2 separate regions of the Homo sapiens genome follow, and region 1 is linked to region 2. The links are chromatin loops, found by intact Hi-C in ENCODE. Cell type or tissue: OCI-LY7. All regions are shown on one strand. Links, peaks and the distances in the headings refer to the core of each region. The heading gives the core; the rest is flanking DNA. Region 1 has its middle 15 kb from the start of MIR4421. Region 2 overlaps CDKN2C (cyclin dependent kinase inhibitor 2C).

Region 1 (4,395 bases), core at 93-4,092, 68 kb before region 2:
TACTCATCTGCAAAGTAGAAATAAAAATACCAACTCAAGGCTGGGTGCAGTGGTTCACGCCTGTAATCCCAGCACGTTGGGAGGCCGAGGCGGGCAAATCACTTGAGGTCAGGAGCTCGAGACCAGCCTGGCCAATATGGTGAAACCCCGTCTCTACTAAAAATACAAAAATTAGCCAGCTATGGTGGCAGGTGTCTGTAATCCCAGCTACTCAGGAGGCTGAGGCATGAGAATCTCTTGAACCCAGGAGATGGGGGTTGCAGTGAGCCGAGATCACACCACTGCACTCCAGCCTGGGCGACAGAGCAAGACTCCGTCTCAAAAAAAAACCCTCAAAAGATTGTTGGAAGGAATTGTATTAGATAATGTATCTAAATGCCTAGCTTATAGTAGGGTCTACAATAAAGGCTATTTCTCCTTTCTCCTTTGTGTAAATATAGTAATGAAAAGTTTTTTCCTTTTTAAAAAATTTTAAAAATATATTTTATTTTATTTTATTTTATTTTGTATTATAACTTGACGGACTCTTGCTCTATTGCCCAGGCTGGAATGCAGTGGCACAGTCATAACTCACTGCAGCCTCAAACTCCTGGACTAAAGCAATCTTCCCGCCTCAGCCTGCTGAGTAGCTGGGACTGCAGGTGCATGCTACCTCACCCAGTTAATTAAAAAAAAAAGTTATAGAGATAGAGTTTCAATTTGTTGCTCAGACTGGCCTCAAACTCCTGGCTTCATGTATTCTTCCTCCCTCAGCCTCACAAAGTGCCAGGATAACAAGTATGAGCCCAACTGAAAAGTTTTAAATGTAATTGTAAACTCTAAATACCGAAGCCTTTTAATGAAAGTGTTACAAAAAAAAGTATTCTATAATCTTCTTGAAAAATTATATTAATTGCACCCATGATTTGATTTTTGAAAAGTGGTTCATAACCAGTCGTTGATTAAACTGAGATTTAAAGTTTCTTTTTTCCATTAAAAAAAACTACTTTGTATATGCCCATTTTTTACAGATCCTAAAGTTAAATCAAAATAAAAGCCCAGGCCCAATGACTTATGCCTGTAATCTTAGCAGTTTGGGAGGCTGAGGCGGGCGGGTCACCTGATGTCAGGAGTTTGAGACCAGCCTGGCCAACATGGTGAAACCCTGTCTCTATTAAAAATACAAAAATTACCCGGGCGTGGTGGTACATGCCTGTAATCCCAACCACCCAGGAGGCTGAGGCAGGAGAATCACTGGAACCTGGCAGACAGAGGCTGCGGTGAGCCAAGATCCCGCCACTGCACTCCCGCCTGGGTGACAGAGCAAGACTCTGTCTCAAAAAATAAAATAAAATAAAATAAAATAAAAACAGTAGCAAACAAATACACATTTGCATTTATATATGTAAACACACATATACATACACTATACACACGAAAATATATCAAACTAAAATATCCACTTGATGTGTTAAGCACCACTGGCCAGTTTTAATTTTTTTTTTTTTCCTGAGACAGGGTTTTGCTCTGTTGCCCAGGCTGGAGTGCAGTGGCATGATCATGGCTCACTGTAGCCTCGAACTCCTGGGCTCAAGCAATCCTCCAGCCTTGGTCTCCCAAAGCACTGGGATTACAGGCGTGAGCCATGGCACACAGCCTGAAATTTCATATAAACAATTTAACCATGCTAGAACTATTTCAATCGTTTATTTATATAGTTGAAGCACTTTGAAAGTGAGGATAATTACTTACAAGCATTTCATTTTATTAACTTAAACATTCTTTAATGTTCTTTTTTTTGTAAATAACTTTCATTTACAACATTTCCAAATAAATATTTGTATAGCCCGACTATTTAATAAATATCCACAAGATGGTGCCATGGTTAACATGTTAACATGGGAATTTAAGAATTAAAACGTAGAAGTGTTTGACGCATCATTGTATATGACAAAATTACCATCAATTTTTATGCTCTTATTATAATAATACTCACTTATGCATTTCAGATGTTCAAATTACTGCATTTCATTACCAAAATTTTTTATTATTTGTAAACATATATTTCCTCATATGGAATATTAAGTAATAAAATGATATGCAAGTTGCAAACACAAACATAAATTGGACCTTTTATACTTCATAGATTAATGGGTATGTTTTTAATGATCTCCTCAATTTTTAATGCCAAGATTTAAAATAATATTCAAATGGCATCCCATTAACTAGTTTATGTTAAACCTAGTTATTGGCAAGGTCTTTGCTAGCTACAGACTGAACTGAATCCCTCCTAGATTCATTTGTTGAAGTCCTAACCCTCGATGTGATATTTGGAGATGAGACTTTTGGGAGGTAAATTTAATCAGTTCTTGAGAGTGGAGTTCTCATGATGGAATTAGTGCCTTTATAGGAAGAGACACCAGAGAGCTTGCTTTCTCTCTCTCCACCATGGAGAACATAGCCAGAAGATAGCCATCTGCTTGCCAGGAGGAGATCCCTTACCAGAAACTGACTGTGCTGGCACACTGATGTCAGACTCTCAGCCTTCAGTACTGTGAGAAGATAAATGTCTGGGCCAGGTGCAGTGGCTCATGCCTGTAATCCTAGAACTTTGGGAGGCTGAGGCAGGAGGATCACATGAGGCCAGGAGCTCGAGACCAGCCTAGGCAACATAGTGAGACCCCCGTCTCTACAAAAAAAAATTTTTTTAATTAGCCTAGCATGGTAGCTCACACCTGTAGTCCCAGCTCTTTGAAGGCTGAGGCAGGAAGATCGCTTAAGCCCTAGAGTTCAAGGCTGTCATGATTGCCACTGCATTCCAGCCTGGACAACAAAGTGAGACCCTTTCTCTAAACCAAAACAACAAAACAAAACAAAAAATAACAAGAATGCTACAAAGTCTTGTGTACCCCTCACTCAAATTCCCTACTTGTAAATGTTCTGCTACTTAAAAAAAAAATCATCTTTCTCCCTTTCACTTTCTCTCTCTCCCTACATGCACACACATACATACATATTTAGGATATATAAGTATATTTGTGCATGTACGGATAGAATTTCCTGAGTCACTTGAGATTGAGAGTTATAATGTTCCAAAATACTTCTGTGTATATTTCCTAAGAATAAGAAAACTCATGCTTCTATATTCACAATACAATCAGCAAATTTAGGAGATTTAACATCAATACATTAGTATTATCTAATATACAGTCCATGTTCAATTTTTGCCAATTTTCTAGTAATGTTTCTTATGGCATTTTTTTCCCTTGATTCACAATTTAATCTAGGCTTACACCTTGCATTTTGTTGCTACAGCTCTTTCATCTCCTTTTAATCTGGAATGATTTTCATCCTTTCTTTGTCTTTCATGATACTGATATTTTTAAAGCATACAGCCCAGTTGTCTTGCAAAATATCCCTCAATTTTGATTTGTCTGATGTTTCCTCATGATTAGATTCATGTTATACATTTTTGGCCAAATACTACATGATATGGTTTGGCTCTGTGTCCCTACCCAAATCTCATGTCAAATTGTAATTTCCAATGTTGAGGGGGTGGACCTGGAAAGAAGGTGATTGGATCATGGGGGTGGATTTCCCCCTTGCTGTTCTTGTGATAGTGAATGAGTTCTCATGAGATCTGGTTGTTTAAAAATGTGTAGCACTTCCTGCTTCACTAGCTCTCTCCTGCCGCCACGTGAAGATGGGCTTGCTTCCCTTCCATCATGATTGTAAGTTTCCTGAGACTTCCAGAGCCATGCTTTTTGTACAGCCTGTGGAACTACGAGTCAATTAAACCCTTTTCTTTGTAAATTACCCAGTCTCAGATAGTTCTTTATAACAGTGTGAGAATGAACTAATACAATACATAAGTGATCATGTCAGTTTGCCCCATAATCTGTAAGTAATTTGTAAGGACATAGTTGGAGACTATGTAAATATATTGTTTCTCTTCAATCTTCCTTCCTTCCTTCCTTCTTTCCTTCCTTGCTTCCTTTCTTTCTTTTTTCTTTCTTTCTTTTTCTTTTTGTTTTTTGAGACAGGGTCTTGCTCCATCACTCAGGCTGGAGTGCAGTGGCACAATCTCAGCTCACTGCACCCTCTATTTCCTGGGTTCTAGTGATCCTCCTGCCTCAGCCTCCTGAGTAGCTGAGACTACAGGCATGCACTGCCATGCCTGGCTAATTTTTGTATTTTTTGTAGAGATGGGGTCTCACTATGTTGCCCAGGCTGGTCTCAAACTCCTGGGCTCAAGTGATCCACCCACCGTGGCCTCTCAAAGTGCTGGGATTACAGGCGTGAGCCACCATGCCTGGCCCAAACTTTCATTGAATAGTTTTAGCATCCATGGATGATTCTTGCCTGAACCAGTTATTACTATAATTCTTGCAAAAAAGTGATTTTTCTTTCTTTTTT
Region 2 (4,395 bases), core at 204-4,203:
ATAACCTTTGCTCGCTTGCCGGGGGGTGTAACCACGCTGTTATTTAATGTCTTTGAGGATTAAAGACACCACAGAAAATTCCAAACCCACATCCTAACACCTGAAGCTCGCACAATGTTTCTAGAGCAAATGACAAAACATTTCACTGGAACCTTAATTTAGCAAGTCTGTGTCCAGATCTGGGGATTTTTTTTTAATTGTTTTGAGGCGTCGCTGATGATCCCTACAGTACTCGATTTTCAAAACTATTTCGGGTTGAAAAAAGACCCCTTTCTAGGTGTTTTGCGCACCCGAGCCCTGCAGTTCACGGTGTTTCGGGAGGAGGGTCTTTCGGAATTGAACGTGCATTGTCAGTCCTGGGCGTCTAGTAATTTGTGGGGTTGGGGGGGGGACCGACAAAACCATAGGTCAACTTCCCGAATAGTCTGAGGGGCTAAGAAGCCAGAGAGGCATTTGCCTCCTCGCAACTGGACGCGAGGCTCAGAGCCCGGCTGTCCTCAGCTGTCATGGGGGGAGGGGAAGGGAGTGCTGGCATCGAGGTCGGGCGCCGTTTGCTCAGCCTCCCCGCTGCGTCCCGCCGCCAGCTCACCTCCGCGAAGAGCTAGGCACTCACCGGCCCGCTGGCCCTTGCTCCCTGGCCGCCCTCCGGCCCCGGTCCTCAGGCACAGGTCGCCAGAACCGTCCAGTGGGATGGCTGCCGCCTCCTCGGGGACCGCTGCCTGAGGGCCAGGACCGGGGTCGCCTGGCCGCCCGGGGAACCCGCAGCTCCCGGGGCGCTGCGCCGGCGGCCGGGAGGCGCCGGCGCCCGCTCCCCCTCCCCGCCCCCCCGCTCCCGCCTCCTGCCCGCGGCGCGGTGCTCCTGCTCGCCCCGGCCGGCCGCGCGGCCGCGCACACACTCACTCCGAGGGCGCCTCCAAGGTTACCCGCGGGTGGGGGCTGGGGCAGACTCCGGCCACTGGCCTCCTTCGCTGCTTTCCTATCGCCGCGGCCCTTCTGCCGCTCCAGGGCCACTGGGATCCAAATCCTAACGCAGAAGACACTCCAAAGTCCGGGGAGGGAAGTCAAGCTGAGAGGCAGGCCGGCATCTGGGCAGGGGGCGGCCTTAGTTGCCTCCGGGTGCCCGGACAGCCGGGTCAGGCGAGGTCGCGGCAGGAGGGGGCTGTGACTCCGGCGGGCGCGCTCCGTACAGCGCAAGCTGGGCTGGGGGCAGCGCGCGGGGGCTGCAGGCAGCACCGAGGCGCCCGAGGCGCCCCGGGCCCGTAGGGGGGCAGAGACAAGCGGGCTGCCAAACCTGCCGAGGAAACTAACTAAATAAAAGGAGACTGTTATTTAAGGCGCGGAAATTTGAAATATTTGGACAGGAAGAGAAAAGAAAAGAAACCTTAGCGAGGGAGGGGGAAAAAACGCGAGCTAACGGTTTTGAAGCTCCCCCACCCCCACCCCTGGCTTTTCTGCGCGCCCTGAGGGAGCTCTGGGCTCCAGCTTCCTATCACTAGGGCCCCGGGAGTTGGAGCTGGAGTCTGGAGAAGGAGTTTCAGAGGGACAGAAAAGATGTCTTCGCAGCCCCTCCGTGGAAGGCTTGGGTTGGCTATGGGCAGAGCTTTACCCGGGGTCTCAGGTGGGAAATTTGTTTCCTGCCTCTCACTAGGTTCCTGCGTGGAGCTGTTTTCATGGGACTGCCATATAAAAGCAGAACAGTCTCCAGAGACCGAGACAGGGACTTTCCCCCGTAGCCTTTTGATGAAGGTTGCTTAGGGCAGCCAGGAAGGCTGTGAGCACGACCTTTTCTTGCTCCAGCACTGTGACTGCCCGGCGCCTATGGACTATTTACTTCTACCCCCGGCAAAAGCCGAAAGCACCTTTTTGGGAACTGAGATTTCGAAACCAGTCCTGGGCCACGGACTCCATCCACAACGTTCTTTTGATCAATACGATAAGGGAAATACATCATATTGCTTTCTCGGGACAGAATACTTAACCTACTTATTGATCAGTCGCCCATTGTGGTGTGTGTGTACATGAACTCATCACACCGTTGCAAGATGCATAATGTTTATCAGAAAACTTAATTCACTACCAAAATGTGATAAAAGACACTTTGTTTAGCAGTTCGGGGACCAGAACTTGAACCGAGGTCATGTTAGTGCCCTCCACCCCCAGGTGTAAGCCTGGCTTCAGCTTCCTGGGCAAAGGCTGAGACCAAGTTTCCCGACGTGAATGTGGACGCAGCGGTGAAGAACTGAATTTGAGAGCGCATCCTCTGCTTTGTATCCTCCATCCTTACAACAGCGTCGTCTCCTGGAGCTCTGGACACTCCATTAATTAGCACTTGCATCCCCACTCTCTGCATCTGAATAAGTTCAGACCCCTCCCTCCCCACCTCAGGTCGCTGAAAAATAGGTCCCCAGCAGCACCGTTTCATCCATCCTATACATTTCGGCATGTTCAAGAGGCTTACAGAATATTGTTGAGGTTTTTGAGATTGAATAATGGCTTTTCATATTTCCTAGAGGGGACCACATAACTCATTTCTAAAATACTTAGATTAGCAAAGCTACTTCCCGCACAGAGCTAGAGTAATATGGCGATGTTTTAATGCCTAACAACTTTTAGACTGATGAAAAGATAGAGCGTCCTCTCCCTCTATTGTGCTCCGACCACCCGAGAACAAAGCAACTGCAGAAGTAACTCCTCTTTTGCTTTATGAATGTCCTATGCTTTTATATTTGAAATCTCTAAAGGGAAATTTTATTCTATTAAATAAAGTAAATGCCGAGACATGTTGGATGCTGTGAAGTCCATTAAACTGGATTTTAAAATCATGACCGTCCATCTTTACAGTTGTAACTTGTAAGAGGGTTTTTTAAAAAAATTACTTTCAGTTAGTGTTCTGTTAAAAAATATTCGGCTTATCAAAGTAGTATATTTTGTATATTGACTCCATTTTAGAATCCAAAATATGACACTTTTACTTCAAAACCACCTCAATCTCTGTTTTTCTTAAATAAGTGTTTCAATTTTGTTGCCATCAAAAATAAATTTATTTAGTAATTTGTGGTTAAAGGTGTCAGAGGATGAGGTCTTTTTGCACTTAGGGAATGTAAATTTTACTGCAAAATTAAAAGGATTAATCTTTTCTTTCTATATTCTTTTATACTATCATGGAAAATAAATTATTGAAAACCACTTGCCTGCCACCCAGCCATTCCAATCCTTGTTAGGTCAGGCATCAGAACCATGTCCTTCAATAAACCTTGAGGCATTTTATTCTTTTTGGAGTGAGGGCAGAGAGCTTATGAAGTAGGAGGGAACGTTCACATAAAACATCTTTGATCATGTGGTAGATGATGAATAAAGTATGTATGAATTTGCAAATGATAACTGTATTGAAATCTGTTGTTGAAAAGTGTAAATTAAAATGACCAAGTAGTAGATGCTAGAAAATTGTCTTGGAAATTTAATATTTCTACTTCCTTAAAAAAAATTTAAAAATTAAAAAATTTTTTTTAGGTAAATGTGCTCCTAAAAAGATTGTATACTCTTTTACTAAAAAGTTTTGTGGAAATTAAGTACCATTTGTGGGAGTTGCTCATTTATTATTTTAAAACTTTCTACATTTATTATTCTGCAAATTCTGAAATAGTTATGACCTTTATATGTAATTTATACATTTGTCTCGCTGTTTTTCATTGCCTAAAGATTGATATTTGCACTTTAATGCTTAAACATTTTGTAATTTTACATTTCTTACACTCAGGGAGAAAAAGTCCACATTACACTTAGTGTATTTATGATATAATTTTGGGAAGTGTATTATTTAACCATTTGCTTCATTTTGTGATTAAAAATCCATTAGTGGTAAGCATTTTTAAGGTGGCATTTTCTTTTAAAACTTTAGAGCTAAAATATGTTTTCAGATTGCTACTTCTGAACTCTGTCCTTCAACTATTTGACTTAATGTCGAGAAAAAGGGAAGATTGGACATTAAGGGAAATTCACACTGAAATTTCAGGCTTAATCTTCAAAAAAAAAAAAAGTTGTCCTTATTTTGTTTTAAAGCAGAAATACTAGGCACCAAGGTGGACGGGACATGGGTAAAGGATGAAAACAACTGAATCATCAAGAGAGTATGTCTAGTTTTCCAGTTGGTCTACCTTTTCTAGTGTAAAGACTTAAGACATTCAATAACTTTTAGTACAGTTCTCCTTAGCAAGTGATAAGTTGTGTATGGGTTCTAAAGGAGGGAAAATCACAGAAAAATGTTGTCCTGTTTTGAAAGTGTTTTAATTAGACAAAAGCATCAGGACAAACCATTTTAAAAACAAAGTCTTCAACTTGGGTGTTGAGATTGGCAAAAGGGGAAGCAAGGGAAAAGCCAAGGAAAGATAAAATATT

The links. Peaks named below come from ENCODE experiments on the same cell type or tissue, not always from the same donor. Only the 100,000 strongest peaks of a DNase experiment are listed, where the experiment ranks them.
Region 1: it touches region 2 in a loop (2.4-fold over the local background); 5 of 110 quality-filtered maps call a loop at or near these places.

The regions. Positions count from the first base shown.
Region 1 is chr1:51,042,493-51,046,887 of GRCh38, reverse strand. No RefSeq gene overlaps it. Among named protein-coding and RNA genes, the nearest start is that of MIR4421, 15 kb to the left of the region's middle. In OCI-LY7, for the core only: a CTCF peak has its summit at 1,852 (motif pointing right); a DNase peak (open chromatin) is centred at 1,867.
Region 2 is chr1:50,974,505-50,978,899 of GRCh38, reverse strand. CDKN2C (cyclin dependent kinase inhibitor 2C) reads right to left here. Exons shown (of 2, transcript NM_078626.3): 2 at 4,266-4,395. Among named protein-coding and RNA genes, the nearest start is that of CDKN2C, 6.5 kb to the right of the region's middle. RefSeq lists a cis regulatory region at 1-137, silencers at 569-788, 809-868, 1,099-1,268 and enhancers at 1,419-1,498, 1,589-1,698, 1,769-2,058, 2,399-2,448. In OCI-LY7, for the core only: a CTCF peak has its summit at 2,564; DNase peaks (open chromatin) are centred at 539, 869, 1,269, 1,729 and 1 weaker place; H3K4me3 peaks cover 3,196 bases; H3K27ac peaks cover 2,026 bases.